3 separate regions of the Mus musculus genome follow, and all the other regions are linked to region 1. The links are chromatin loops, found by intact Hi-C in ENCODE. Cell type or tissue: gastrocnemius. All regions are shown on one strand. Region 1 overlaps Rarb (retinoic acid receptor, beta). Region 2 overlaps Rarb (retinoic acid receptor, beta). Region 3 has its middle 14 kb from the start of Rarb.

What was found. A loop is a pair of places that touch in the nucleus more often than their neighbours do. Peaks named below come from ENCODE experiments on the same cell type or tissue, not always from the same donor. Only the 100,000 strongest peaks of a DNase experiment are listed, where the experiment ranks them.
Region 2: a loop joins it to region 1, with 2.3 times the contacts of the local background. A loop is called at or near these places in 2 of 42 quality-filtered maps.
Region 3: a loop joins it to region 1, with 2.2 times the contacts of the local background. A loop is called at or near these places in 2 of 42 quality-filtered maps.

The regions. Positions count from the first base shown.
Region 1 is chr14:16,443,684-16,451,683 of GRCm38, reverse strand. It overlaps Rarb (retinoic acid receptor, beta), which reads left to right. Exons shown (of 8, transcript NM_011243.2): 4 at 7,846-8,000. Among named protein-coding and RNA genes, the nearest start is that of Top2b, 82 kb to the right of the region's middle. In gastrocnemius, a CTCF peak has its summit at 3,939 (motif pointing right); DNase peaks (open chromatin) are centred at 3,918 and 6,047; H3K4me3 peaks cover 1,278 bases; H3K27ac peaks cover 3,483 bases.
Region 2 is chr14:16,494,362-16,502,361 of GRCm38, reverse strand. All of the region lies in intron 3 of Rarb (retinoic acid receptor, beta), which reads left to right. Among named protein-coding and RNA genes, the nearest start is that of Rarb, 77 kb to the left of the region's middle. In gastrocnemius, no CTCF peak of the experiment used is centred here; no DNase peak of the experiment used is centred here; H3K4me3 peaks cover 356 bases; H3K27ac peaks cover 3,868 bases.
Region 3 is chr14:16,585,940-16,593,939 of GRCm38, reverse strand. It overlaps a transcript of Rarb not described here. Among named protein-coding and RNA genes, the nearest start is that of Rarb, 14 kb to the right of the region's middle. In gastrocnemius, no CTCF peak of the experiment used is centred here; a DNase peak (open chromatin) is centred at 4,608.

The DNA.
Region 1 (8,000 bases):
TTTTTTTCACCATAAAAGAAAAAAATGGGGCTCAGAGCTAAACAAAGAATTCTCAGCTGAGAAATACCGAATGGCTGAGAAGCACCTGAAAAAATGTTCAGCATCCTTAATCATCAGGGAAATGCAAATCAAAACAACCCTGAGATTCTACCTCACACCAGTCAGAATGGCTAAGATCAAAAATTCAAGTGACAGCAGATGCTGGTGAAGATGTGGAGAAAGAGGAACACTCCTCCATTGTTGGTGGGATTGCAAGCTTGTATAATCACTCTGGAAATCGGTCTGGCGGTTCCTCAGAAAATAGGACATAGTACTACCAGAGGATCCCACAATACATCTCCTGGGCATATATCCAGAAGATGTTCCAATTGGTAAGAAGGACACATGCTCCACTATGTTCATAGAAGCATTATTTATAATATCCAGAAGCAGGAAAGAACACAGATGTCCCTCAACAGAGGAATGGATACAGAAAATGTGGTACATTTATACAATGGAGTACTACTCAGCTATTAAAGAATGAATTTATGAAATTCCTAGGCAAGTGGATGGACCTGGAGGGCATCATCCTGAGTGAGGTAACCCAATTACAAAAGAACTCACATGATATGTACTCACTGATAAGTGGATATTAGCCCAGAAACTTAGAATACACAAGATACAAGATGCAATTTGTAAAATATATGAAACTCAAGAAGAATAAAGACCAAAGTGTGGACACTTTGCCCCTTCTTAGAATTGGGAACAAAACACCCATGGAAGGAGTTACAGAGACAAAGTTTGGAGCTGAGACGAAAGGATGGACCATCTTGAGACTTCCACACCCAGGGATCCATCCCATAATCACCCTCCAAACGTTGACACCATTGCATATGCTAGCAAGATTTTGCTGAAAGGACCCTGATATAGCTGTTTCTTTTGAGGCTATGTCAGTGCCTAGCAAACACTAAAGTGGATGCTCACAGTCAGCTATTGGATGGAACACAGGGCCCCCAATGGAGGAGCTAGAGAAAGTACCCTAGGAGCTAAAGGGGTTTGCAACCCTATAGGTGGAACAACAATGTGAACTAACCAGTAGCCCCAGAGCTGTGTCTCTAGCTGCATATGTAGCAGAGGATGGCCTACTCGGCCATCATTGGGAAGAGAGACCCAACTTTATATGCCTCAGTACAGGGGAGTGCCAGGGCCAAGATGTGGGAGTGGGTGGGTAGAGGTGGCAGGGAGAGGGTATGGGGGACTTTTGGGTTAGCATTTGAAATGTAAATGAAGAAAATAGCTAATTAAAAAATTGGAAGTGATAATAATTAATTAATTAATTAATTTTTAAAGCAAACTGAGTATTGAGTGAGCCTTTGTTCAGAGTCAGATGGCTAGACCACAGACACGGTCAATGTCTTCCATGTCCCTTGCCATGTGTTATGGCCATGGCTCAGCTCCCATCTACAAAAGACAACTATTACAAGCACAAGGTCAGAGATGCAAAACCGTCACTGAAGTAGCCCCTTGCTGCCAGAGGACAGAGCAAAGGAACACCAAGTGAGAGGGAAAGATTGTGGAAAGTGTCCCCACAATCACCCCATGACACGTGTCCAGTGCCCTTACACACACAGCACAGCACAGTAGAATGTTGTCTCGGCCCTCGGCGGCAGGCAGGAGTGGGTAGGGGAGTTGTTGGTGACTGATTTGTGTGTGTTTACCTTACAGTCCTGAGGAGTAACCCCAGTGCCTCTCATGCAAGGAGCACTTTCTCACAATGCTGTAGCACCAGGCTTCTTTTTTAATTTTTGCTCTTGCTGACACAAGGTCTCACTATTGCTCAGGCTAGCCTTAAGCTTTTGACTCTCCTACTTAAGCTTCTGCCGTGTCTGGGAAGACAAACCCGCTTCTCTGCCCTCTTCTCTAGAGTTAAACTGAAAACCATTCTTGAAGTTCATGTGTCACTGAAAGAGATTCTCAGTACCCTACACCATTAGCTTGTAAGCATGATAACAACGACAAACAAACAAAAACCACCTGCAGCCCCAACAAGGTTGCCTACACCTACTGGGATGGAGGATTGAAGTGGGATGGAACCAAGTTCATGTGCAAAGATAAGGTCTCAGAGCCTAAAAGTCACAAGGGCAAGAGCATGTTGGAACTGGCTTGATGGTCTCATTAGTATAAAATAGTTTGAGAACCATTTGGCCTCTGGATATTCTGGTATTTGGGGCTCTTCTGTGCCCACTCTGTTGCTTTGGAAAGCTGGTCCATGCTAGAAGGTCCTAGTTAAACTTTTGAAATACCTCCAGACTGCTCTGCAGTTGACTAATTATCTACAGAATTTTGACAGTTCCCCCTGCCTGCTCCCTGGAACACTGGACACCCACTGCTGCCTCAAACTTGGCAAGGTATGGAGTCACCTCTGCAAGTCTGCAAGTCCTTCTACAAGCACAGCTGGAACCTTGAGTTGCTGAAATCAAGGTTCCTTCCAAGGAATGAAAGGATTATTCCATTCCATGTACACTTGGGGTGCTCTGGCCTCAGGCTGGTTCAACAGTACCTACATACTGAACAGAAAGAAAGCCAACCATCCACCCTGTCACCACTCACCTTTCTGTGTGTCTGAATTCCAACTAGTGTATGTGAGAATTCCAACTAGTGATTAGGCAAAAGGCAGCCTCCACTGTAAGGACACTGTGCAGTAGAAGAAACCTTGCAGTTCAGCCCAGATCAGTTGAGCTCAGTCCAGCTCATAACAAGTCAGCCCAGCTCAGCTCAGTCTAGCTCAGCCCACCTCAGCCCAGCCCAACTCAGCCAAGCCCAGCACAGCACAACCCAGCCCAGCCCAGCCCAGCCCAGCCCAGCCCAACTCAGCCAAGCCCAGCCCAGCCCAGCCCAGCCCAGCCCAGCCCAGCCCAGCCCAGCACAGCACAGCCCAGCACAGCACAGCCCAGCCCAGCTCAGCCCAGCCCAGCCCAGCTCAGCCCAGCCCAGCCCAGCCCAGCACAGCACAGCACAGCCCAACTTCACACTGGGACTGTCTGTGTTAAAGTGCTTGAGCACCAGCCACTCGATCCTTAAGTTATGGGAAAAGTAGTCTCTCAACAATTAGTGATACATCCACCTGCCGTCACGTCCATGGCAGTTCATTTACATAATTAGTCCAGAAAACAGTCTTTAAACTCAGATTAAACCGCACTTTCATGTTCCTCTCTTGAGCATCCCAGTACAGTAGTTACAGGATAGCTTCACTCACCAACTGTGACCCATTATTCTTGCAGTTAGCAGGGAGCTGAGGATGTGTGAGCTTCAGACTTTAATTTTCAAGCAAGAATAAATAGACCATTATGCTCCCTTTGCTAAACTAAATATGAAAAAGTCTTTTTGCCTTTTCTTGTTGATGAAAAGGAAATTTCAGGAAAGGGCTGCTGTCTCCTTCCTGGGTCCATGTGGAGCTCACAGCTTTCTTGTGTTTCCTGCATTAAATTTTTATCATGTGCATGAAAATCAATATTCCAGATACATGCACAAGTGCACACATTAAAATGAACATGGCTTCATTTATTTCCATGATTAGACATTCAAATAAAAGTGCTTGGGTGTCTGTTTTCATATTCATAGGTCGGGATCTGTACATCAGAGGTATTTGTATAAGTGGCATTTTTATTACATTCATTTCATTTGCAATATGATAGTGGATCATAAATATGTTACTTTCATGCCACCAAATCTGATTTGTAGCACTTTGCCCCTCACGGGTAGAATGCCTGATATTTATGAAGCACCTTTACTCCAAGAAGCACTTTGCAAACATGGGGCCAGGTCCTATGACAGGTGCATAAATCACATTCCCACCCTTACATCACCCTCCTGGCCACTCCCACCTTTACATCACCCTCCTGGCCACTCCCACCCTTACATCACCCTCTAGGCCACTGCCGAAGAGGCAGGCAGTGATTCCTCCGCAGACCACTAGGTGACAGCAAGGTTGTTAATTTTGAGAAGGGACAGCTCAGATGACCTCTGCCTGGCCACATACATGCCCCCAAAATGGATGGCACCCCATATTAAGTCACCCAATCTCCATGCCACTCACAGGACAGTCCCTGAAAGCCCACTGTGGGTGGGGCTGTGTCAAACTTTGGGAATATGGAGGTAGTAGAATAAAGCCTTTCCCTTCCTGTGTTCCTCAGAGCAATGGGGCATGGAGCAGGCTCTGATGCAAACTGACCATGTATGCCCACTGTCTTCTCCAGAAGGAGAAAGCAGCTTGTCAAACCCCAGGGCCATAGTGGATAGGTGGCTTCGTGCAACAGCCAGGGGCTTTGGGGGAGAGATAAGTCTGAGGCCACAGGGAGAAGGATCTTGGGCTCTGTGACCATTGCTCTCACTCGAATGCCTGCAGACACAGTGAGGACCTTCACACAGCATCGAGCATGCTAAGCTCTCCATGGCATCCTTCACAGGGCTTCATTATCATTTTGTGTGACAGGTGACACACAGTGTAGCCTACATAACATTCAGAACCAGCCAAGTTACCTGCAAGATGCAGGGCCTCCACAGAATCTCCATCCATCCCATCCATTTAGGTTGCTGTGAGGAGTGGAGGATACCGTCATGTTACAACAAGCAATCCAAGGTACAGGTTATGATATACATATAATACATAGCACCACTACCCACATATATAATACACATATAATACACAGCACCACTATCCACACATATAGTACACATATAATTCACAGCACCACTACCCACATATTTAATACACATATAATAAACAACACTACTACGCACACATATAATACGCATATAATACATAGCACCACTACCCATACATATAATACACAGCACCACTACCCACACATATAATACACAGCACTACTACCCACACATATAGTACACATATAATACACAGCACCACTACCCACACATATAGTACACATATAATAAACAGCACTACTACCCACACATATAATACACAGCACCACTACCCACACATATAATACACAGCACCACTACCACAGGAGATTTCATTTCTCTAGGATCTAGAACAGCTCCATTCAGAGGTAGAGACTTTGGGAACACAGCACATCTCCTTCTGGGAAAAACTACTAGAGAGAAGGCTCCAAGCCTGCTTGATCCTTTTGAAGTCACTCCCTTCCTCTGATTTTCTGAATATTCCACTGAAATCTTCCTCTACTGCTTGCAGAGAGGGGGTTCTGAGCCCTAGAGACAGAAGGAACTCCTGCCCCAGCTCCTGTGGGGTTTTATGACCTACGATTCCTGAACTTACAGCACTGGTTGCCCCTCATTGGAACTGATATGCTGTGTGTTTGAGGGTCAAAGGTGAAATTTGTCCTCTGCCTCTGCTCAGAGGTGTTTAGAGACTTGTGGCCTCAGAACTGTCCTGAGAAAGTCTCCAAAAGGCATGTAGTGTGGCACTAGTCATGTGAAATGTGCTATTTTCATGGAGTTATTGCTTCTGCACCACTATGGACTCCAGACACCTTCTGTTCTTCAAGGAGAAACACTTCCAGCCTCCTTCCCCCAACCCAAACCCTTCGCAGCCACACTGTCTGACTATGGATATTGTATACAAAAGAAAAGGTATGTTACAAGGCCTTTAGCAAATGGCCTCTTCGCTCAGCACAGTTTCAGAGTTCATCCACAGTATAGATTGCATCAGTATGTCCTTCTTTTGATAGCAAGCCATAGTCCAGCATTTGATGAACCTTTGGTTTATATGCAACCCACAGATGAGCTTGTGGACTGCTCCTCACTGGGGCAGGTGGTGCTGGGAGTGATGAGAATCACGCTTGCATTTTTCATACATGTTGCTGTTAGGTTAGCTCTGAACTGTGTGACAGAGCAGGAGGTCCTGGGTCATATGGTAACTCTGAGAAACAATAGACCTTCCTCAAAGCTGTTTGGAAAAGACTTGTTGCTTAGTTAGTTTTTACCTCTGTTGGCAAAGCAGAGGTCAAAGGAGGGGTGTAATGTCTAGTACAAGAGCCCAGGATATCTACACACAAGCCTTTGCGATACACTATCCTCTCCCTGGCACAATGCCACCCCATGGGAGAGCCTAGAAACCACAATTTGCCACTGAGCTGCCCACCTTATTGCATGCTGCTTCTGCAACGTTACACATGCACATGCACACTTTACAATGGGAGGCCTTTCACCCACCCCTCAGAGCTCCAAGGAAGGTCTGTCTGGCCACAGAGCTACAAGGGACCAACACAAAGACCCCGCTACATCCAGTAAAGAGAGAGCTTGTCAGCTCTACCTCCTTGAAGGAGGATTATATGAGTTCTGTGGTCAAACCTTCAGGCTCAGGTATCAAGACACTACAACGTGCTCTTCTTCCCAGCAGTGGCCCCAGTGCACTGCTTACACGGGTGCTGACTTACCCCCTGCCATTGCTGCCCTCACTTCCAACAATTCTCCTCTCTCCTCACTCTGCCTCCACTTTCATGTCTCCCTGTCTCTGCCCTCATCTCCTGCCCGCACAGGGCCTGAGAACTAGTATGGACAGTGCATGTCCTGTTGTCCTCTGTGCCCTTAGGGAAACATCCAAGCCAAATCCTCCTAGGCAGATCAGATTATGCCGTGGGTCATCTTGCATCACACATGCCCAGGTCATGTTGGCATCATACATATCCGGGCAGCCTCGGTCCTGACACCCTGGAGGGTCTGTGTGATCTGGTATCACTTATCTACCTCCCTGGGTTTCAGGTTCCTTCCAAGTGACCCTAGCCAAGAGCTTTACATGCACTCACTCACAGCCAGAAAGAGATCTGGCCCTTGGAGGAGGAGGCTGTCCTATAGCTCTGAGGCCTGAATATTGTGTGCTAGTGTCTTGTTGGGCTAGGATGTACAGAGACAGGTAGCCCATAAAGTGACTTGGAACTGGGTGTCTGTGAATGTAGACGTGCATGAACAGTTGTCCTGGCTGAGGGTTTCATAATGTTTCAAATAACCTGAGTAATGGGATATTGTATGGTTAACATGAGAAATCTAAGACTAACACATCAAGGGTCACAAACAATTGTCTTATCATCCTCAAGCAGAATCTTTCCAGGTAGCAGCCAGAAAAGTAAATAAGTAAATAAATGAGACTATTCAGATAGGCTATACTTGCTATGAAGCAACCTTTCGAGGGACCTGTCCTTGTCAGATTTTCTTTGTTGTGGTTAATATCATAAATAATAGCAACTTGTGGGTTCAGTTATTTCATCTTCCAAGTAATAGTACATCAGTGATGGAAGTCATGTAAGGAACTTAATCAAGGCAGGATCCTGGAACCAAGAATGGAAGTGAAGGCCATAGAGGAATGCTACTTACTGGCCTGCTTTTGTAGCTTGCTCAGCATGCTTTGTTATAATGTACAACACTACCCGCCAGGGGTAACTGGGCCCCACCCATCCATCTGTCATTAATCAAGATATGCCCTACTAGCTTGTCTACAGGCAATCTGATGGAAGCATTTCCCCATTGAATTTTCTCTTCCAAAATTAGTTTGTGGCAAGGTAAAAAAAAAAACAAAAAACAAAACAAAACAAACAAGCAAAAACTAGCCAGGACAGGGACCATGTAGTCCAGTCACTCAAGACCACCCTTATGACCCTTCCCACTCAAGGCATGCTGCTTGCATGGGAACGACTTCCAGGTCAAGCTTACACAGACTGAAGTGTGTGCACACTGCACACTAGGAAAGGCAGGCATGGTTCCTTTCCTAGCTGTGAAGTGCTCCCTCTTTTCTTGCTGCTCTTATTCCAAGAGTCAGAGCTGGGGTTGGGGATTTATTGCACAGATGCATAACCTGACCCTCTTTATCCTCTCATCTCTCTTTTCCAGCTGTTAGGAATGACAGGAACAAGAAAAAGAAGGAGCCTTCAAAGCAGGAATGCACAGAGAGCTATGAGATGACAGCGGAGCTAGACGACCTCACTGAGAAGATCCGGAAAGCCCACCAGGAAACCTTTCCCTCACTCTGCCAGCTGGGTAAATAC
Region 2 (8,000 bases), 51 kb before region 1:
CATGAGCAGGTGACTCTCAGACTAAAGGAAGCATCCAAGTTCCTGTAACTCTACCTACAAGAGTCTCACCACTGCTGGTCTCTCCTGAGAGCGGGCACTTGCTTCAGCTCCACCTTAGGGGAATGGGCACTCGTACCACACAGCAGGCCAGAGCGTGAGAAAGCCCCTGGGATTTGAGTTGTTCAGAGCAGGCAGCTCTTTAGCTGTCCTTCTGCCCCAGATGCTCTGACATGAGGACTCTTCTGCCACATTACAGGGCCCTGTGGAGCACAGGTGTGAGCATTTAATGTTGTGCTTGCTGTACAATAGGTGTGAAACAGCCATTTTCTTTCCATTTGTTGGGAGATGACAGCTTCATGCTGGTGGATATAACCACAACCTGGATGAGGCATTAGGAGATCAAAGTGAGAGCCTCTCTTTGTGGGAGATCTTTGAAAAACTGGGTAGATGCACGGCCCCAAAAATATTTTGCTAAAGTGCCAAAAGCAAAACTTATGAGCCTCATTTCTAAAGGGAATGCCTGCCTTCCCTGGCTCCTGCTCACCAAGGCTCATTTGCCTAGAGTTACCAAAATGTATAACCAGATGATGGGACAGTATCTGAGTGTCCTAGAACCCAGCTCCAAGTATCTCTTCCTAGGTCAGTTAGAATGAAGTGTGGTCTGTCATCAGTCTCTCAGGTAGTGTGAAACCTACCACCTGACTGTGAATGCTGAGCTATCATCCCTTCTGCCACCATCCTCTCTTGGCTGGATTGGTACCTTCCCTCTCCCTCTGCAGGAACCTGTTATCCACACTTGGTTCTCCTCCCCAGGACTGCTCATGCAGTCAGCTGCATGAGAAAGCACTAGGGGAGGATATTAATGCAGCCTGCTGCCCAGAAAGGGCACTGAGTGTCCTTACTAAAACGTGTATCTAAAATGCAACTCTGGGAACTGTGGGTCATCCAGGGTGGGACAACGGACAGGAAGAGGGATTCTGTATTCTGAGGTCCAGAGGCCAGACTGTATTACCTTTCTTTTTGCTATAACTAAATGCATGACAAGAAGCAACTCAGTGGAAGAGGGTTTATTTTGGTTTTCAGTCTAAGAGAATAGAATTCATCAGGCAGGGAAGCCAGTGTGAAGGGAGCTGCTTTCCCCTGGGATGGTGGAAGTGTAAGGCTGACTGCTCACATCCCGGCCAATCAGAAGGCAGGGGCAGGAGTGCTGGCCTTCAGATAGCGTCTCTTTTCCTCTTTAGATTGGTATTTACTTCCCTTCAGACGGCGGTACTGCCCACTTGCACCTCAGGCAAACCCCACTAGACACACCCTTATACCCAGAGGGGTGCCTCTGAGATGATTCCACATCCAGGCACCACCACAGGAAAGTTAGCAGTCACACTTCCTGAAGCCACACTGGTGGTTTCCAATGTTCAAGATTCTTTTAGCCACACTTCACTTCTCAGGTGATGCAGTTCTGGCTTGTTCTTCTCCTGTCTCTCATCTTCCTGTGGGAATCCATTCCTGAAATCACCAGGTTACCACTATGGTGTCTTGAAGCTAAGAAACTGCTACAGTGTTTCTCTAACCACAGTCTCTGCACAAAATTACATAGTAACTGAAGGCTCTGACTTGCCTGGAAGAGCTTCGGGTCCCATAGAGAGCCTTATTCCCTGTGCAGTCCTCATTTAAGCTTTCAGTCTCAACAATGCTTGGACAACCTTAATTAATACCTCCCTGGTCTCTCCTGATCTCAGTAACACACAGAGGAGGGTATCAAAGCCTAACAGAGACTGGTTGGATCTACTTCAGAAGCCTGCAAACTTTCTTAAGTGTGACAGAGTAAGTATTTTAGGCTTGGCAGAACCCTTGGAGTCTCTTGTATCTTGAGTGTGGTTTTCTTCCAATAAAATTTTACTTGCAAAACTAAACAATTAATCTGATCTGAAAAACCTGATTTTTTCTACTTATGGCAAATGATAATACTGTCTTCCCTACAGTGGCCATGCACACACATCCTCTGCATTTTAAGTAACTAGTAAATAAAGTCACTTGGAGACAAAACTGTAAGAAGTGTTACTCTGTGAAATACCAGGAAGATGGTCCTAGAAGTATTAGTGTTTGAGGAGTCCTGGTGTATGTACTGAGAGGTCCCAGGGCTAGAATCTGTAGTTCTCACTCCTTGGCTATTTCCTCACAGGGCTGCCTTTGTCTTACAGAGCCTTCTTCATCTTCAGAGCAATTGCAAACTTGAGAATGAATGGTATCTGAGCATGAATTTCTGTGTGTTCGTATATGTATGTACACATGTGTATGGGGTACATGTGAACATGCATGTGAAGGCCATAGGTGTATGTTGATTGTCTTCCTCAATTGCTCTCCATCTTATTTTTGAGATAAGATCCATCACTGAACTAAGAGCTTACAATTTAGCTTGACTAATTAGGCAGTGAGCCCCAGGGATGCTCCTGGCATACATGCAGCATTGGGATGATGATGCCATACATGCAGCATTGGGATGATGATGCCATAGATGCAGCATTGGGATGATGATGACATACATGCAGCATTGGGATGATGATGACATACATGCAGCATTGGGATGATGATGACATACATGCAGCATTGGGATGATGATGACATAGATGCATCACTGGGATTCCATACATGCAGCATTGGGATTCCATACATGCAGCATTGGGATGATGATACCATACATGCAGCATTGGGATGATGATGACATAGATGCATCACTGGGATTCCATACATGCAGCATTGGGATTCCATACATGCAGCATTGGGATGATGATGCCATACATGCAGCATTGGGATGATGATGACATACATGCAGCATTGGGATGATGATGACATACATGCAGCATTGGGATGATGATGACATAGATGCATCACTGGGATTCCATACATGCAGCTTTGGGATTGTGATGACATATATGCAGCATTGGGATGCCATACACAATTCAGTGCCACCTTTTAAGGGATGCTGGGGATCAAGCTCAGTTCCTTATACTTGCACATCTAATACCCAATCTTCTGAGATATCTCTCTGTATCTCTCTGGCCCAGGTCTTACCTTTTTTGGACCTTCAGGATTTGGTCACATGATAGTTAATATAAGCAAGGAACAGAGTAGGTGCATATGTACAGGGGCTGAACATCAGTGCAGGAACAACATCAAGTGAACAGATGATGCAATGTGAGACCTGTAGGGGACATCCAGTTGCAGCATGCCTCTACCTTCCCAGGAGCAACCTGGCAGTGTGACATCATACAGCAGACTCTTGGGCAGACTGGGTTCAGGTCACACTCAAAACCCAGATCTATGTAACCTTGCCAAATTCCATAATATCTTGGGCCTCAGGCTTTGGGGCATTTATAGCCTGAAGATAAGATCAGATTTGTGGCTGTTGTGAGGAGGGGTAGACAGTGAAACGAGGCAGATGCTAAAAACAGAACTAAGCTAAGCATCAATGCCATCTTCTATTCTTCCTGCCATGGTGCTGGTGTACCTGGCCACCACTGAGTAGCACGTGCCATCAGCAGTGCTGTGACTACACAGAGCAGCAAATGCTCTGGGCTACCCCACAGGCCATGTACTCAAAGGAAAAGCTTCTCTTGAATCTGAAATTTGCCCCCAAAGGTTTAGCTCTATACTCACAAAGAGAGGTAGTAGGTACTCCTAAGCCATGACAGAGCTTCCACCCGAAACCAACTGATGCTGTATCAGGACTGATAACTCCTCGTGACTCACAGATCAGTCACAAGTATCTCTACATGAGGAGATCCCAGTGCGGCCGCTGAGGGGTGTCCAGAAGAAGCTAATCTTGACACCCTGCCACCCTCTTGCCTCATGACATACACCACAACTCAATGCGTCCCGTATTTACTATAGCCTCAAAGTCTGTGCTGTGTTTTCTTCTTGCAGTGTTTTCCCCTGCTTTCTCTCTGGGCTGCCTCCACCCTGTGTTGTGAACAAGGGTCCAAGTAGATCCAACTGCAGGCAACAGGGGGCATGCATGGGTTACTGCCTCCTCTCTGTGATGCAATGAAAACTAGTGACACCTCTATTGAGATGGCATTCAAACCCCAGAGAAACAGTCAGACAGGCAAGTGACACCCTCCCATTGTTGCCACTATGCTGGCTCTAAACCTGGGGAGTCTGGGCCCAGGACCTTGCACTTAGCAGAACATGGAATAGGTTGGTAAGAAAGCAAGCTTCCAAACTAGAGATTCTCACTTAGGAGGTTTTCACTCATCTTCCCAAAAGCTGGAGATTTAAATCACACAGATTTCAAATAAAATGTGAGTTCAAGAAAATATTAAACTTCACTGATACATTGAGCCACTTTTGTCTCTCCTGTTCCTCCAGAAGCTCCCGTAGGAAATGATGTCTTGGTACTCATTCCATGGTGGGTAGCAACAGAGAGCACCATTCAGTTGGTTCCCACAGGACACACTTGCCTCCACTTAAACCTGCATGCCAACCCAGCACATTGTTAAATCTATAATTTGTTTAGGTACACGAATATTTTGTATACTTCTGCTAAGGAAGTAGTACCAGTTAAACTTGGACACTCTAAAGAAAGGCAGCAGGCAGTTTTGGAATAGGAGAGGGAAAAGAGAAGGAGACCAAATGCCCACCCTGTAGGAAGGAAGGAGCAGCTCATAATCTTGGCTGGAAACACTGATTTCATCTTGAGCTATTTTTCATTCTGCTCTAAATAGACGTTGATAAAAACCCCTGTGACCAAATATAATTCTCAGCACAGAGAGCTGGCTGGGCAAATATGCAAGTGCTTCAAAAATAGCTGGCAGATGGCCTGTGTTTGGAAACAAACACCTCCATGAAAGTAGCAACCAGGAGTTCTCCTTTGGCCCCTGGGTTCTGGGGGAGGGGGGTGAAAGAAGCCCAGAAGTACCTCCTCAGATGACAGCAGCTCTCTGGAGGGTGGCAACTTAATTGCTCAATAAAGCCATGCACAGAGCAGTCTAGAGTGTCTCCTCTTGAAGCACACCACACTCAGCCTTAGCCCTTCCTCCTGCCACTGTAAAATATTGATTATCTCAGCTCGCTTCTCCTATACTCTGCCTTTCCTGCCAGAGTGCAGAATTGAGCAATTACCTGAAGAGCTGGTGGAGCAGCGGTGGGCATGTTCAATATTGGAACCAGGGAAAGCAAGCACTGCATTTGTTCACGAGAACTTTCCTCCTGAATGCCCCATAATGCATTTTACCTGTGTACCCTCCCTTCATGGTTTAATAAAGCAGAAAGTTTTATTTTCAAGGTGATTGTAGGACAGAAATATTACATTATAGGACTATATCACCATTGTCCATTTTTATTTGTGGGGACAAGACATACCCCATCACTCAATCTGATTTCTAACTGTATTTTGATTTTGCAACAGTAAATATTAAAACAGTACTGAGAAATTTCACTGCCTGTTCAAAATGGAGTGATTTAGTAGCATACTTTCTCAGAGAAGACCAATAGACCGGGAAGGTCCAGGTTTGATGGAGAATCAAGTGTGCAATGTTGAGGTTCCCATTTGTTGCCTGTGTGTAGGAACAATTTTCAACTGAGTGGAAACTTGGCTGTGGAGCCTGTGAACTTTGAACTCCCTGAAGACAAAAACATCACTGCCTCATGTGTACGTGTCCCCAGTAACTCATGCTGCTGGTGGTTAGCTTAGGGAGAGGACTGTCAGGGCTCCTGCTGGGATCCTGGACCAACAGACACTTGGAAATGGCCTTCTCCACAGTCCTCAGGATGGTCTTTAGAAGGCATTAATAGTATCTTCTCGGTGGCTATGTGTTCCTTATAATAACATTATGTCATCAGTTGAAACTACCCTATAGAGACCTACAAGGGGAGAGTTGGTGAGAGGTGACATCAACAGAAACCTTATTTGTGGCTGGAGGAAATATAAATCAAACGAAACCATTTGGCTTTGTTCTCTAAAGTCAAATATGACAGAATGCTACTCCTAGCTATCTATACAAAAGAAATGAATAGCCTAATATACCAACACATGCATGCACACACACACAGACAGACAGACACACACACACACATATACACACACACACAGAGATATTCACACACTGTGACATGTCAAATGTTGTGATGCACACAGCAGTGGAAAAGAACCAACTTTATGGATAAGATACATTGTACTCCAAGGAGCTAAAGGGATCTTCAACCCTATAGGTGGAACAACATTATGAACTAACCAGTACCCCTGAGCTCTTGACTCTAGCTGCATATGTATCAAAAGATGGCCTAGTCGGCCATCACTGGAAAGAGAGGCCCATTGGACACGCAGACTTTGTGTGCCCCGGTACAGGGGAACGCCAGGGCCAAAGGGGGGGAGTGGGTGGGTAGGGGAGTGGGGGTGGGTGGGTAAGGGGGACTTTTGGTATAGCATTGGAAATGTAAATGAGCTAAATACCTAATTAAAAAAAAATGAAAAAAAAAAAAAAAAAGAGAGTGGGGGGAAGGGTATGGGGGAATTTTGGGATAGCATTGGAAATGTAAATGAGGAAAATACCTAATAAAAAATATTAAAAAAAAAAAAAAAAAAAAAAAAAAAAAAAGATACATTGTACTGAATGCACAAGTTCAGAAAGGAGGATAAATATTCTGTGGAACTCTGGGATAGCATTTTCATGAAGATTAAAAAGAAAAACTAATCCCTATGATGGAGCTGAGAATGGTGTTACCCTGAGAAAGAGGATCTTGCCTTTAAAGAAACACCTAGGAGCCTTGTGGGGAGCTGTACACTGTCAGTCTCAGCTCCCAGTACAGCCACAAAGGGGGCCAGGGGAGCCACACCTCCCACTACAGCCACAAAGGGGCCAGGGGAGCCACACCTCCTTGTCCTGTAGGGTAGTAGCTGTCTCCAAGAACATGGCGTCATGTCTCTAGAGCTTCTCCCCTTAAATAGTTTCTTCAGGTGCTGTTTATGGTTGGGATGGAACTTAGACCTGTTCATGTGCAAAGCAAGTACTCGCCCTCTCCCCTCTGCTCTTCTGAGACCAAGTCTCACTGCGTAACGGAGACTAATACCTAACACACTGCTAAGACTGGCTTTGCATTTTCAATCCTCTGCCTCAGCCTCCAAATCACAGAGATTATTGGCTGGAGCACTGCACCCTACTCAGGAGGAATTTTTGTCTCCCTGTCTTGTGTCCTTGTCTATGGTTTAAGGCTCCATTTCACTTGCAGTTTTGAATGCTTCCGGTGTGGACCATACTATAGTCCTTGATTTGTTCTGTATACACATTGAGTGCAGGTATGGAGGGAAGCCAGAAGAAAGTGTTGGATCCCTTGGGATCTGGACTTATAGGTGGTTGTGAGACATCTAACATAGGTGTTAGAACAAAGTCAAGTCCTCTACAAGTGTGGTGCATGCTCTAAACCCCATACCATCCCTCCAACCCTTGTATAAACTCTTTGTATACTACTTTTTGTATACAGTACTCAGTAATAGTCTACTTAACATCTTTGTGCTTTTCACTTTAATTGATACTGGGGGGGGGGTTCCATTTGGATTTATCATGAATAAAGCTGCCATCTTTGTATCTGATATATTTTGGGGGAAGGGAGTATAGGTACTTATTTCTTGTAAGTTTACCCAAGAATAGAATTACTCAGTCATAGAAGAGACATGTTAATTTGAATAAAAGGTGATCAACTAGACTATATATAATGTCATTTCCATTTTGCATCCCACCAAGAGTGGGAGTATTCCAGTTTCTCCACACCTTGCCAAGCTTGGAATTTGGTTTCTTAATCTTAGACAATATTAGGTGTGCAGCAATTGTGGTTTTCATTTGCATTTTCCTAAGACTGATGATAAAAGAAATGTTTGTTTTTCATCTAAGAAAAGCTCACCCTGTTGTCATAGAAAAGGTAAATAGAAAGCACATACAAATTATTCCCACATTTGTAAAAATGAATAGGGCTTAGAAAACGTATCTCAAAATGCTAAATCTTCT
Region 3 (8,000 bases), 140 kb before region 1:
TTGGGAAAGAGCAAAGGAGGCATAGAGAAAAACATCTATTTTCATATTTGAATTTCCAGAAAGACAGGAAGACCATCAAAGAGGAACTACTGCACATCCTGAGGTTGATGCGCCACTAAAGTGGAACCTGAACTCCAGGCCTGTTCCTCCAGCACTAATGGTCGGCTCTGTTCTGTGAGAGAGGCTGGACAGAGTGGCTGCCAGTGAACTTTGCCTCACCTTCCCATCCAAACCAAAGCAATCCCAGCAGATGAAGCCAGGGCCATGACCCCAGCTTAACATCAGAACCAGAACCAAAATGAAAATTTCAGTTCTGTGATTTAATGTTTTTAATTTGTTTTGAAATGAGAAGAAACTATATCCCAAACCATGTGACCATCCTAATGACTTTTTCAGATCTCTTATAAGTCCTGACGGCTGCCTGGGACAGCTTGCTTTGAATGCTGGGAGAAGCCCTGGTGTTTCCATTTCTTTTTCTGAGAAGTTAGGCATGGTCTCTATTAAAACAAAAGGATGACAGTTTTTGCAGACTGTACATTACTTGGAGAAAGGAAGCAGAGGGTGAGGGAAGGAAAGAAAGAGATGAACTTATGTTTCCCAGGAGCTGGTTATGCCTGGAAGAAGCAACTTAAAATGTTACTGCGCCTTTCAGGATTTCTTTTTCCTGGCCTTTCAGAGGCTGATGAGAAGTGGGAGAGGCCCAGTCTTGGACCAGGTTGATCCTGCTGCAAATTGCTATTGCTTCAATGGCTTGGTTTAGATTTGAAGGAAGAGGGAGGCATGGTGTTTGTCAACATTTCATTGGTGTCTTGAATTGCTGACCCTTTTTCCAGTGGTTTCTGTTAGCTCACACTTTCCAAGGACCCCTCTCCTAATGAAATGTCCCAGAGCTTTCTTTCCACACTTTGGAGGGGCCAGCCTGCTGCTTGCATTCATTCCAGTAAGGCTGACCACGGGCACACACACATAGGTACACATGTTCAGGTGAGAATGCTGCCCAGTAGGGCTCATCTCCTTCAGGCTATGCAGCCACCCAGGATCTCAAGTGTCTGGACACATCAAACAAGGGAGAACATGGCTGAGGCAGCTACCTGCGTTTTTTAAGGAACAGGGAAAATTGGATCAGGGTAAAATTTGAAATTCTGCAAGCTCTCTCCTTTTTATTCATCTCTGGAAAGTGAAGAGGAACCTTTGAGTGGGTGCTTAAACTTTCTGAGCACCTATCACCTCCAAGTTCCTCAGGATGTAGAATGGCAGAGGGTGGCAGGCAGACCCAAGAATAACTACTTTGATTTTCAAATATTGCTAAAGGAGAAAAGCTCACACCCCAATCCCATGGCAATGTGAACAATTTGTCCTTCTAAACTGGACTTCCAGGTCCTTTTCCACACCCACTCTAGGTGTTGCCAGCTGCTCCGGGTACATATTTGCTTACTGTAATTTTTTTAGTAATGCAAGTGCGTCTATGCCCACCTAGCACTTACTCTACCCTTTTCCTATCTATGGAAAAGAAAACTGACTCTCTGGAAACCCAAGGAACTGGGGGTTACCACTGACACAGCCCTTGATCCCTGAAGGCCAACTGGGGGGTGGGGTAATTAATATTTTTTTCTTTTAAATCTGCAATGTTGATTAAGTTCTGGTTCTCTGAGATCAAGCCTATAATATTTTAGCTGTTCCTGTATTCTCTTGGCTAGACCTGAAACTTGCATGCAGTGAAACCCACAAAATTGATGGAAAAGTTTCACTTTTGAGGTACTAGATCATCAAGGAATCTCCTGCCAGGCGTTCAAGACAAATTTGTAACCACATAAGTCGAGTTGATCAGGGTAGTGATGCAAAAGTCTCTTACCCCAAATCGCCTCTACCCTCTCTGGACCACACTATGGATTCTGAAGAGGTTTACATCCAGAATGGGCCAGACCTGCCACTCGACCCTGTGCTGGTGCTGTGTGTGGCTGCTGAAAACTTTTTGTTCCTTCTCGTTATTGTGCATATCTTGGGTACCTAGCTGTCCCATGTGACTGATGCTGTAGTACTATTGACTGTGCTGTTTGCCAAGCAATTCAGAGAATTCAAAGGCATTACTAGTGCTGGCTCCCTGGACAACACCGAGGCAGATGTAGCTAAGGAGCTTTAGAGGAGCTAGAAGCTGAGGAGAAAGGCTAGGAGTCTCAGAGGATGGCATGACCCGTGGCCACAGCTGAGGATGTCTGCTCTTGCTGGTGGTGTGGCTGTGTCCCTGCCTGGGTCCACTCAGAATAAAATCCTCTTCTGAGTGGGAACGGCACTCACTCTGAAGCAGTAGCCAGATTTCATCTGGAAGTTCATCAGTCAGTGTAGCTCCCTAACAAAATCTCACACACTGTGGCTTAAACCACATAATATGTTATCTCCATTTAAAGGCTGGGATCCCAGTCCAAGAAGTCTAAGAGGCAGAGGCTCATTTCTTCTGAGGTCTCTGCCTGGCTTTGCAGCTGCCAGTTATCAGGACTCTCCTTATATGACTGAGCCTTCAGACATGAATAAGCACCCACTCCATGCCCTTCTCTTCCTGTGAGGCTTAGTGTCTCCCCTTTAATTAATGCTCCCATTCAAAGATCAGGCTACCAAATATAGGTGTATTTAGAGACATCAGAACTCTGAACTTGGACATGTGAATTAGGGGAGCAGTCTAGCCCACAACAGGGCTGCATGGATTATGCCTTAGAGTCAGAGCCCAAGCAACAGTGAAGAGGAAGGCAGAGGCACAGCCTCCACTGCCAGGTCTCCTTGTTCAATGCCTCGACTGAGCATAGTGAGATCAAAGCCCAGCACTAGTTTCTGGAGGAAGTGCCGTGTTTCACATGTATACAGCATTTCTACCCAGAGTGAGCACCATGTTTCACAGCTATGCATGATATTTCCAGCCACAATAATGGCTGTGTTTCATAGCTGTATATTGCATTTCTACCTCATATGATTGCTTTTAAATTTAAATGACTTTCCATACTACCGTTCCCAGGATATTTCATGAGACTTATTGTGTACTTCTGTCTTCATGGTACCTTTGGTGGCTCTTCTTTGCCTGTGACCCCATGTTTGAGATGAACTTTAATAGAACTGATACCTGCTCCAGCCTTGCTTCAGGTTGGCTGACCAATGTGCAGACCAAAGAACACAGAATTTGTAGTTAGAAAGGCTTGATTGTAAACTCTGAGTTGCCACTCCTCACGCGGGCTTTGGACATGTTAACTGCAGTTTAGTTTCCTCATCTATACCATGAGAACACTATTGCCTTGAATACTGTGGAGGAGACATTTCATTATCTATAAAAAGACAAAAGATTCTGTGGAATATGGGGTCTCAGTCAAAAGCACGATCATATTCATCATTTTATCTCCACTTTGTCTTTAGAGAGCTTTTTCCCACACCTTTGAGGATACTGTCTCACACTCTGACTGTGGTCACTTCCCCTTTTTGGTGTGTTATACAACATCTTTCACTTTTATATTGTTGTGTATGGACACACATGCACTAGGGCCCACTCACACACATACATACACACATGTGCACTCACACACATGCACACAGAGCACACACATAAACACAATACACATGTACACACAGACACATAGACAGACAGACAGACACACACACACACACACACACACACACACACTGATGTAGATAGTGTCACAGTCCTATTCCTATCTTTCCACCTCCCTTCTCCTGCTAAAAACTACTTATTGTGAATTTTCAGTTCTCCACCTGAGGAATTTTGCTCCTGAGCACTAGAAAATCCTTTGTCTTCATCCAATAGAAGTTGGGAGCATCAGAAAACTTAGCAGCTCCTACAGTACTAGGTTGGGAATTGGTGAATAAACCCTCATGCCACCTTGTCTCTTGAGGAGATGGCTTTTGAGACCATTCTGCACTGTCTCCTGCATTGGCTTCCTTCCCTACGGTCATTCTTCATTTCCTGACGGCAGCTTTCTGGGTTCTCCATGTGACTTCCATTCCAAACCTCACTTCAGCATCTGCTTCTGGGGACTCAATCCTAGACACAAGTGTGTGTCATGTTTTGCCAGCTACATGGAACTGATTGCTTCTCCCACAGTTTCTCGATGAGACTCATCATAGACTCTGAACAACCAGGACATATTACACACAGTGGCCAGAAGGATGCTTAAGTTATGCCTCATTGGTAACTCCATTACCACAGGAGACTTGTTCTAGGAAGACCTGCCACAATGCACAGCGATGTACACCAAGCCACAGCAGAAAAAACAAAAATGCCACCGTAGCATTTAAAGAATGACATCAACTGATACTGCTACGTGCTCAACAGAAAAGTATTAGCAAAGCAGGTTCTTTCTGATTCCATCTGGCAACCTGGGACCCCATGGTCACAGCAGCCTAAGTCCATTATTATGAGTTCACTACTCAATACCACAGAAAAATGTGTAACTCAGAAATATCTTCCACTGACGTTACAAAAAAATTATTTCACCTAGGTCTGGCCACTCTCCCAGGAGAACATCCAGCTGACTGACCTGTCGCTGAGCATCTGTCAGTGAGACTCTGCTCAATGCCCATGCTCAGCTCCCGCTCCATATGCATCATCTGCTGGAGCTGCATATTTTCTTGGCTGCTGGCCACTGCAAACCTTGTGTGTATCTGAATACATCCATCACATACTCAAGCCTTTAGTCAAAGGGTATTAACTCTGCAGCGTTGGAGGGTCTTGTCTGAGAGGCTGAAGATTTAGACTTAATGGAGAATATGAAGTAGCACAATACTATCCCTGTTAACACAAGACAGCAGTACCTCTAATTTAGAACTGTATTTAAAATGCATAAAGACTCAAAAGCAATAGAGAGGTATGAAGTCTATAAACTGTGCAAAATCTTTCCTTTACTACTGATCTTCCCCACATCCACTGTCGGGAAGTTCCACTGTTCATCATACACAGCGCAGAAGGTTCCTGATCCCTTTGTATGGCTGAGTTCAGAAACATTGGACATATACCACTTTCAGTCCTAGACAAATGAAACCTCAGTTTTCCCATCATGTAAATCTTGATCTCTTTTTTAGCTTTGATTGACTAGCTCTTATACTAGTCCATGTTTGCTTTCATCTATTCTCTGAGCATAGTTTAGCAGTGATCTATTCACCATTCTGTCTCTTTTTCTTTAAAGATTTATTTTTATTTCATGTGTATGGACTTTTTCCCATATGTAAGTACATTAGAGGCCAGAATAGGACCTCACATATCCTGTCATTAGAGTTACATATGATTATGAGCCATGTGGATGCTGAGAACCAAATCCAGATCTTCTGGAAGAGCGGCATATGAGATTTTGTACTATGAGCAAACATCTGGCAGGGACACCCTTCCTCAGTGTCACATATCTAGCAGGGATTGTCCTTTCTTGGAGCCACACATCTATCCACATTGGTGGAAATAACACTACAAACACATTGTCATGTCATGTGGCTCCCACGTGAAAATGATAGCTCTTTTACACAGACATTTTCTCCTGATGTCAACAGGCCCTGTAAAGTACTATTTGATTTATTTCTTGACTTCATTTTCTCTTTAATCTTGGAACAGAGACCTATCTGAGCTAGTGATGTCAATTTCTTTGCCATACGAATTTGGACTCTGTTTGTTTGTTCTTGGTTTATTTGTTTATGATCCCCAAAATTACTTTGGAGTCCCCTAGCAAATAATGGGCTATGTAAAGAGAACTGATAACCTCACCTAGGTAAACTCATTCCAATGAACTTGGAGTATTTCATCTCAATTCCAGGGGCAGTGACGTCATACTATTACATTCTTGAAACTGGCCTTAGCAAATATTGACAGCATATGCATCTGGGAGCAGCTTGTCTCTCCCCACGACCTCTTCAGAGGGCCATTGGTAAATATTTGCTGCACAGCAGGCAAAGGTCAGACCTGCATTTGACACAAGAAGTCAAGACCTTACTGAGGCATTTGAACAATTTTCAGAGGAATCAGAGCTGTTTCTCTAAGTCAGTGATCTCAGTCCTTTGTTTAGTAATGAAGCCCAGCACATCCCAAAATGCCCAGCACATCCCAGAGACAACTGTGACAGAGCTTACAGTGTATCCCAGAGCCTACTGTGATGGAGCTTACAGTGTGTCCCAGAGCCTACTGTGGTGGAGTTTACAGTGTGCCCCAGAGCCTACTGTGGTGGAGCTTACAGAATGTCCCAGATCCTAATGTGATGGAGCTTACAGGGTCTAAGCTCTACCTGTGCAAAGTCTGAAGATGGGATGGTTCAGAGATACCTACACAAAGGAAGGGTATTTATGATAGAGTCATTTGTGTTTTAATATGTCAGAGCTGTGCCTGCCCACACTGGAGGTTAAGGTGGGCAAAGCCAGATGTCATGACTTTATGGATGACCAGTGTGACAGTGACAGTCACAACTCAGGCTGGCATGGAGGGTGAGGGAATAGCATGACCTTCTGAGAGATACTCTTGATGCTTGGCAAAATCCAGCACAAGACAAAATCTATTCTTCTCTCCATATACAGACTCTGAGTCTTGAGAGATATAGTGCATAGTGACACTTTACACATGTGTGCAAGAAGGAATTACATTATGAGCTCAGAGTCACATGTCTTATGAATTATTTTCTAATGTTGGTGGACATGATCCCCCCCCTCCCTGTCAACAACAACAACAAAAACAAAAAAACAGTTCTTCCAAAGATTCTAACATTCCTGCTGCCTGGCTGAGAGAGTCAATATCTGAGTCAGGTGGTACAGGGAAGGAGCCCTCTCTGACAGAACAGATATCCAAAGATGATGTGTCAGGGGAGCAATTCAAACTATCCAGAAGTGCAAAAGATACACGGGTAACTCTGAGTGAACTAAGAGGTCTCTGGGAAAGAAGGGCAGGACAGTATGTTTGTATGTCTAGGAGCACAGGATTTTTGAAGGAGGTAGCAGCTGTCATAGAGAATTATCTGTCACCCAGGAATGACAGAAGGAGCTCTGTTTAAGGAATCATTGAAAGGGTCACTCTCCAGTAATGATGCTCCATTGTCTAATGGGCTTTGTTATCTTGTAATAATGCCCTGTGGTCAAGGTGACTCATGGTGGGGAATTGACAGTGGACAATTACCTCAAGGAAAAAGCACATTTAATTTTTCTTTTGTACTCTGCTCTCTGTTCCATCCATTCTCTGCTTTTTCTTACTCTGATATTAATTTAAAATGTAAACAAAATATTTTTAAATATTAAGGCTTTGGGTTATTTTTAAGTGTTATTGTCTCTTGCTACTAACCAAGGGGACCTAGTTGCATGGATGCTAGCAAGATGCTCTTTGTACTTTAGAATTAAATGGTGGATTCTAGTTACTGCACTCAATGTTGCTGCTGCTGCTTGGATCCCTTTAGCATCTTACAGCCCTTCCTAGGGTAGTTTCATCGAAATGTTTTAGCTAAAAGACCAATTAAGGGTTTTTAACAATCTGTGAGTCACCTGTCCCATCTACTCTTTATTTATTAACTAAACACTTTTATTGAAATGATATTTATGGGAGAAAGCACACACATCATTAGGTCAGGCTTAGATTTTTTTTTTTATCCCAAGGGTACACAAACATTCAACCAGGTCAAGAAACTGAACATGTCAGAGATTGTTCATCTTTTAGTCTTGACCCTCTCCTGAACCACATCCTGAATTCTAATCACAGAAACCAATAAGACTTTTTTTCTTGAATTTGTATGAATAGAGTTGTGCCTTTTTACATATTTCTGGTTTCCTTCACACAGGTTTTTTTTTTATGTCATTTATTTGCACACATTTTAGGTTCATTCATTCCTAGTATTCTGTGATATTACTCTGAGTATCTGCATGCACACATGTGTGCACATGTATGTGTATGTACATATGGGAGCCAGACAACAACCTGGGATGTTATTCCTCAGGGGCTTCCCGCCATATATTTTGAGAGAGTGTAATAGCTATTCCTGGTTGTCAAC